Regions from separate parts of the Homo sapiens genome. Here region 2 is linked to region 1. The links are chromatin contacts, found by Hi-C or POLR2A ChIA-PET in ENCODE. All regions are on one chromosome and are shown on one strand. Each heading gives the region's core, a stretch centred on a gene start or an enhancer-like site at or near the end of the contact. The rest is flanking DNA. Distances are from core to core; before and after follow the strand shown.

What was found. A loop is a pair of places that touch in the nucleus more often than their neighbours do. ChIA-PET counts read pairs that join two places held with the same protein, here RNA polymerase II (POLR2A). Pooled maps may share reads with other maps.
Region 2: a loop to region 1 is called in a pooled map, with 4 times the contacts of the local background. The contact joins the enhancer-like site here to the promoter of SPIN1 in region 1. A Hi-C loop is called at or near these places in 5 of 50 pooled maps. POLR2A ChIA-PET finds 5 or more read pairs at or near these places in 2 of 52 experiments (IMR-90 and PC-9).

The regions. Positions count from the first base shown.
Region 1 is chr9:88,386,303-88,390,202 of GRCh38, forward strand. It overlaps SPIN1 (spindlin 1), which reads left to right and starts at 2,142. Exons shown (of 6, transcript NM_006717.3): 1 at 2,142-2,236. LOC124902204 (a long non-coding RNA gene) reads right to left here and starts at 2,897. Exons shown (of 2, transcript XR_007061652.1): 1 at 2,810-2,897; 2 at 1-1,815. RefSeq lists an enhancer at 958-1,817 and a silencer at 1,895-2,794.
Region 2 is chr9:88,833,505-88,837,404 of GRCh38, forward strand. No RefSeq gene overlaps it. Among named protein-coding and RNA genes, the nearest start is that of MIR4289, 90 kb to the left of the region's middle. Within about 2 kb of position 1,718, at least 2 of the 41 ENCODE cell types and tissues checked have a DNase peak (open chromatin) inside an H3K27ac peak, as active enhancers do.

The DNA.
Region 1 (3,900 bases), core at 892-3,391:
ATTTTAGAGTTGGGGTCTTGCTATGTTGCCCAGGCTGGTCTCAAACTCCTGGGCTCAAGCCATCCTCCAGCCTCAGCCTCCCAAAGTGTTGGGATTACAGGTGTAAACCACAGTCCTGTGTATTCTCAATAGCTCCCAATGAGATCATCACCAGTGGCAAATTTTAAATCAGGGGTTGGGGATGGAGATGAAGGTGGGGCCACATATTTGACTTTGAAGACGTTTTCCGTGAATTTTGGAGGAGTGTGTGTGCTACTGGCATCTAGTGGGTGGAGGCCAGGGATGCTGTCAAACATCCTACAAAGCATGGAACAGACCCCACATGAAAGGATTATCCCATCCCAAAAGCCAACACTGCTGAGGTGGAGAAACCCAGGGATCTCGCCAATGAGATGAAATCTTCCAACCAGCAGACTTCTTGGCACCTACCTTCTTCCCATCCCTCTTTGTTTCGGAGATGACCCCACTGCAAGACATTAAACAGGCCAGGCGCGGTGGCTCACGCCTGTAATCCTAGCACTTCAGGAGGCCGAGGCCAGCGGATTGCTGGAGGCCAGGAGTTTGAGACCGGCCTGGCCAACATGGCGAAACCCCGTCTCTACTAAAAATATTTTTAAAAATTAGCTGGACATGGTGGTGCGCGCCTGTAATCCCAGCTACTCGGGAGGCTGAAATGTGAGGATTGCTTGAACCCAGGAAGCGGAGGTTGCAGTGGGCCGAGATCATGCCACTGCACTGCAGCCTGGGGAACAGAGTGAGACTCCGTCTAAAAAAACAAAAAAGACATTAAACACACAAATGAAAGTGAGTAATTTCTCAACACTTGGTAACTTGTAAGTACAGCGATACACTTTTATATCTCAGTTTTGAAATTAGCTCTCTAGTTGGCCTGTGAACGTCCCATGCCTGCCAAGTGTGTCATCTGAGACAAGCACTTCAATTTGTTTGAGCAGGCATCTATCAATCTTATTTGTTAGAAAAGGTGCCAGTGAAACCCCAAAGAGTATTGCTAACTAATAACTGTGCTGCAGTTTAGAGTGTTCAAGGTGCTTTCCAGTAACATGTTCTGGAATTTGATCTGACAACGCTTTGGGAGGCGGTTTATTACGATGAGGCTGCGCTGTCGCACTCGAGGAACCAGGTCAGTGACCTGCTCCAGGACACGGGACTGGCGGGGAGGGGAGAGCGCCTGGACTCAGCCTCCAAGTCTCGCACTCGACTCTGCAGGAGTAAAAACTATTCTTGATCCTACCTCTCTCCCTTCTGCAAACAAGCAACAAAATGCTGAAAAGGCATCTTAACTGAAACGGAAGTCAAATGAATTCGCGTGCGATCATGGGAATTTTTGGCTCCTAACCTTGCGAGTAGAGCTGGGTGAGTTCCATTTGTGGTGGGGGAGTGGAAACAGGTTTCTGGGCTTGCAGAAGCCACATCCCGTCCCCACACAACCTAGGACAGGCCAGGTACTTGTAGGTGAGGCTCCGGGGCTCCAGCTAACCTGAGCTACCTGGGCTGGGCTTTGTGCGGGGAGGCAGCAAGCGGGGTGAGCCGGCGACGACGCCGGCCTCTACGCAGTGCGGTGGTGAAGACGTCTCTTCCAGGGAGTCACAGGAAGCAAATCCATCCTTTTAAAGGGCTCGCGTCCCGCGGCCCTGAACCGGCGCGCTGGAGCAGTAATGCGACGTTCTCCGAGGTTCAAGGCTCACGGCCCAGCCCTGTGATCCAGTTTCCTCAGTCTTCGCGGTGTGCACCACTCAGGACGACTTGCGGCTTACGTCCAGGACAAAGGGGGCTTGTCCTTTCTTCAACGTCCTACTGCGCAAAAACGAAGCCCTTCTCAGGCTGCCTGCCTTCCAGGAAAAGCTGCGCCCCCTCAGGAACCTGTGCCCCGCGCGCCTGCCGCCGCCCATTCCCGGCGCGCACCTGGCAGTCCCGGGCTCGAGCCCCGCCCTGCCGCCAGCCAGGTGAGAGGGGCCAGGCCCCGCCCTCGCCGGCCCCGCCCCGCCCCACTGCGCCTGCGCAGTCGGCCGTCGGCGCCAGGCGCCGGGGCGGCGCGGCCGTCGCAGTTCGGCGGGCGCAGTGCGCGTGCGCCCTGACTGTTGGGGGGCGGGCGGCGTCCGCGGCGAGGGAGCGGGGGCGGGGAGGCGCCGTCTGGCTCAGGCTGGGGCCGGCGGGAGCGCGAACGAGCGACGGCGGAACCCGTGGGCCTGTGGACTGCAGCCTCGGCGGTCAGCAGGTGAGGCCCGCGCAGGGCGGGCGTGGGTCGTGAGGGAGTGCGGGCTGCGGGCGGGCCAGCGGTGCGGCGGTCTGCCCGGGGGCGCAGGTGAGCGCGGCCCGCGCGGGGCCCGGCGGAGCATTGTCCAGCGGGCGGCGCCCGCATAGCGCCCCCTGCCGGCTGGGCCGCGGCGGGGACCCGGGCTGGGCGGGCCTGGGCCTCGGGGCGGGCGCGCGCTCCTTTGTTCGCCGGCCCCTACTCCTCCGTGCCCCCATCCCCGCCGCCCCCCGCCAACATGGCCGCCACCCTCTCGTCCCCAGTTCCCCGGCCGCCGCCGGCCCCTTAGCGCGCGCTTTGTTTGGAGCCGGGCGGGGAGGCCGGCGGGCAGGGGGCGGCGGCGCTGCGCAGTCGGGCGCGGGGAGGGGGCGCTGCGCCAGAATGCAGGCGGGGAGGGGGAACGTTGCATAATCCCGGGCCGGCGACGGGGGCGGGGCGGGGGGAGGGGCGGGACCCCGGCGCGACGGGTCGGGTCACCCCGGGGACGCGGGCCTGCCCTGGGGCCACCCCTCCCAGGCCCGGGGGATGGCCGCGGACCTTGTAAGTTGCAGGCTCCGCGGTTCGCGGCGCCGGAACGCCCACCGGCCAGTCCTCGCGCCCGCGCAGCCCCTTTCCTGATGCGCCGTCTCTTCGCCGCCCTCCGTGGGGGCGCGGCGAACGGGTTGCGTGCTCTGGAGAGAGACAGGCACTTTTCCTCTCCATCGTGAGTGACCTTGGGTGTATTCGTCAAGGAATGTGTTGAAACGAATTGTGCGATGCGGGAACTGCGCAGCGCCTCGGGTTTGGCTTTCTCGAGCATTTTATTGCATTGATTGTGCGTTCTCGATTTTACAGAGGTTCGTTTTGAGTAATGGCTTCAGTAATGTCATCGTATACGCATTTCAAAGTTTGTTTATGGAATTGTTTTTACATTTATTCTCTTTTTACTTATAATTTTTGAATCAGATTTTGTGTTTTGGAGAGATTTTCCGTACGTGGTGGAAGTGTTTTCACTCATGGTAAATATGGATTGTTTGGCAATTTTATCACGTTAATCACAAAACAATACCAGGAACATTTAAATGTCTTAAAGGATTTCACTCTACATGACTTGTGCCAGAGACGACACACGTACCAAAACGCGATTACCTGTCTTAACTTTTTTTCTATTGGAATTTTCTGGAAGGAATTCCATGCAATCCGAAAGGATTAATGGAGGGTACAGTAATTGCTTTCTACATCGCTTTTGTTAAGCAGTGAAAATTAAACTTGGAGATTTATACCTGGATATACTGAGTTTTTTTTAACACTCTTTTGAAGTGAAATTTTGGAAAGGGCAGGTGAAATGAGGCTTCTTCCAACCTCCCCACTCTCCCCCCTCAGCTTTAGTTAAAAGGCAAACACCAAAATATTGTAGTACCTGGTAATTTACAGAACGTTCGTTATCAGATTTGATAATTATATATTAAGGTTGTAAAGAATGTGTATGCCAGAATTATAGGTAGTAGATCCTAGATTCTTAGGAAAAATAGTTTCTTTATAATCTTTTGAGTAGTGAAATGGTTACTTTTACAATGGTTATGAACTGGGTCAAGGCAAAAGGGCCACTATATGTCTTCAGTCATCTTTCTATGCCTGAAATCCAGGAA
Region 2 (3,900 bases), core at 468-2,967, 450 kb after region 1:
TTGGGCAGTGAATTCTGGGTTTTGGGGTGTCACAAGCATGATCTAGAAGGAGGGGTACAGGCCCAAGGTGGGCACACCCCCTCTGCAGAAACGGACTCAGCAGAGCAGGACCAGTGTGGACTCTCTAAAGGCCAGCCCATCCTCCTCCTTTCAGGCTGAGGGCCTCCCTGGCCAGGCCCAGACCCAATGTCTGGCCTCATTTCCTGCTGTATGATGCCAGCCTTTGTAAGTCACTTGCAGTCCCCAAGAGCAACCTCTGTCTCATATCCCCATGGACCCATTTTTTATTATATGCCTGCCTGGGATCCCCCACTTGCTTTGTTCATCCACTGAACCCCCAACCAACACCAAAACTCCAGTCTGGCTCTTACTCTGTTGCACAATGATGATTTTATAGTCTGCCTTCCAGACCAGATGGATGTTCTCAGTCCAAGCACAATGCCCAACATAGGGTTGATATTTAATCAACGTATTGCCTGAATGAATGATTTTACTTGCCCTGCATTCTAGAAAAAATGAGAGACTAGCTTTTGTTCAGAGAGTCACAGAAAAAAAAATAAGGAAGGCTGGAATAATATGTGCTTATGTCATCTCCCTCCAGGCAGGTCTTGGCTGAAGGGCAGCAACTGTGGTCTGATCACCTCTTAAAGATCTTACCACTTAATATTGTTGTGTTGGGGATTAAGTTTCCAATGCATACCTTTTGAGGGATACATTCAAGCCATAACAGGCTTCAACATATTTCAGAATTTGAGGACAGGCACAAATATTCAGTTTATAGCTACAGGTGAAGGAATTCTCCTAGAAGAGAGAAAAAAGACAGCAAATAAAGAAGACAAAAGACCTAGAAGATAAATCTGGTGGTCAAACCATTAAAAAACAGAAATTCTAGATGAAGTGAAAAGGAAAAGATTAAGGGGAAGAAATTACCAAAAAAATTTCTCTAAATGGAAGTACATGCATCTCAAGATTGAACATATCCTTGAAAAGTCTACCACAATTAAATTTAAAAAAACAAAAACAGTCCAAGGTACATAATTATGGAATTTCAGGACACAACTGCAAAATAAAAACTAAGGCCAGGTGCGGTGGCTCACGCCTGTAATCCCAGCACTTGGAGAGGCCGAGGCGGGCGGATCATGAGGAGATCCAGACCATCCTGGCTAACACGGTGAAACCCCATCTCTACTAAAAATACAAAAAAATTAGCCAGGCGTGGTGGCGGGCACCTGTAGTCCCAGCTACTTGGGAGGCTGAGGCAGGAGAATGGCATGAACCTGGGAAGCGGAGATTGCAGTGAGCCGAGATCGTGCCACTGCACTCCAGCCTGGGCCACACAGCAAGACTCCGTCTCAAAAAAAAAAAAAAATTTGAAAACTCCAAGAGAAAAACAGATCACCTTTAACAGAACATAACTAAGAATGTCATTAGCCTGCATGAGGAAGGCAATAAAGCAATGCCTTCAAAATTCTGTGGAAGAATAATTTGGAGTGTAGAATTCTAATATCCACAGCAGATATTAAATAAGTATGATTACAGAGTGAAGACATTTCAGGCATGCAAGAACTCAAAATGTTTACTTCTTATTCAGTCTTTCCTCAGAAGTTACTTAAGGTTGCACTTATCTAAAATGAAATACTAGATCAAATCCACCAAATAGAGCAATGTGTGAGCTTTTAGAAGCTGTTGAGCAGTCCTGGAGAACAGCCAGCCAAGACCAGGAAGGATTCCAGGAAGGACCTGAAACAATGAAGTTTGGAGGTAAAATAAAGACTATTAAAGAGGAAGACATTGCTTGATAAGAAGTCAAATTAACAAAAAAAAAACCTCTAGAAAACCAGACTCAAAAGAAGAGGAAATTGTGGTAAACCACAGTCGCATAAGAGCAGGGTAATGTAAGTGCCCTCTGTCTAACTTAAAGTAGTGTTATGACTATACTTCAAGATAGATAAAGGGAGATGAAATGTAGTTTGAGAGAGCTAGCTTCTCAATTATCAGAAGTTAAATAATATCTAAATATTGAATGAACCAAAAATGTAAGCATACTACTTAGAGTTGTAAATGTAACTACCCTAAGAAATAGCTAAAAATGTTGAAGTGTGGTTATTACTGGGAAACATGATATATTTGTTTAAGCAGGATTTTTATATGACAATATTTTTTATTTATATAATGATACTTTAACCATATATCACTCTGATAAAAATGTCTTAAAAGTTTATTTTAATATACTTGTAGTTTGGCTTCAATTTTTATTTTATATTTCATTTCAGAAACTAATGTGACACCCATGTCAACCATTCTTGAGCTGCATTAACGTACAAAGAGACTTGAGCAATTTGCCTACTTTTCATCGAGCAAAATTTTGTTTCCCAAATCCAATTATTCAATCTCTAAATTGCTTGCTTCCCACTTCCTTTTCGTCATAGTCTCTTTATATTAATACCAAACTTGGCTTTTTTTCCTTCCTTTTATGGCCTCTCAGCCCAAACCACCAGTCCCTAGATAACTAATTATCTGTGTCCTCTGGCCTCATCCCAACTTTTTAGGGCAGTGAGCTAACACTTCTTTTTGTATGTTAGGAGTTCTCAACTTTTTTGAAGAAACATGGTGCTTTCTAAAATAAATGGGAGAACATAAGACAAAGCAAAGCCAGAAGAAATTAATTTTCTTTGGAAAATCCCAAAAGTCAGGAAAGTTTTCTGAAGACTGAATATTCTTCACCACTCATTTTCACTTTTATTCATTCAACATTGTTTGAACCTTCACCCTGTAATGGGCTCTTTAGTGGCATCATGGCTACTAATGTGAGGAAGGTATGGAGAGCCACCTAACAGGGCTCTGCTCTTCTCTCCGCTGCATGTTCCACAGGCGCTCATGGCAAAACTCACCCAAATCTCTTCATGGTGACCACTTGTTCAGCCTTATATCTTCCCTCACAAGCATAGCCCTTTTCTGAGACTTGCATTTGCTTTAAAATTTTGAATTTCCAAATTCCCAATATGGTTTACTTCATAATTGAGACATAAAGTTCACTGCAGAAGAGAAGATACCCCCACAAGTCAGAAAATGCTCTTTAATTGTTTATTAAAAATGAAAGAGTGGAAATTATTGTGCAAATCCAAATAGAACAAATCTAAAAAATCCATACCAAGACACATTGTAGTCAAATTTCTGGAACCTAAACAAAGAAAAATTCTTGAAAGCAGTGTGAGAGAATGACACCTTAACCTATAGAGGAAAAGTCACTTAAATGAAAGATAATATCTCATCAGAAACCATGGAGACCAGAAGTAAGTGGCTTAAATTTTCTTTAAAGTACTGGGAAAAGAAACCCTACCAATAAGCATTCAGTATCCAATGAAAATATTTTATGGGGATGAAAGGAAAATCAATCATTCTCAGATGAATTTCAGAAATCATCATTCTCAGATGAAGTAAAAACTAAGCAAAATTTTTACCAATACTCCTACCCTAAAAGTATGGGTAACGGACATTCTTTCAATATAAAGGATATGATAAAAATAAGAAATCTTGAAACATTAAAAAAAAGGTGAATGGGGAGAGTAAAAATATGGTGAATACAATAGAATTTCCTCCTCCTCTTGAGTTTTCCAAATTATGTGTGATATTGGAGCAAAAATTCTGACACTCTGATATTGTTCTCAATGTATGTTGAGAAAATAATTGATATAATCATAAACTGGAAAGGATAAAAAATATGCTAAATAAAGGAAAGTTTCTATACCTAATTTGAACTGAAAAAATGTTGAAGCCTTTAGACTATAGAATTATATATATAACAAATATATAATAAACATATTTTATATATAAAAAATATATTTCTATACATAATGCAATTCTATATATAATATAATCATATATATATATATATATATA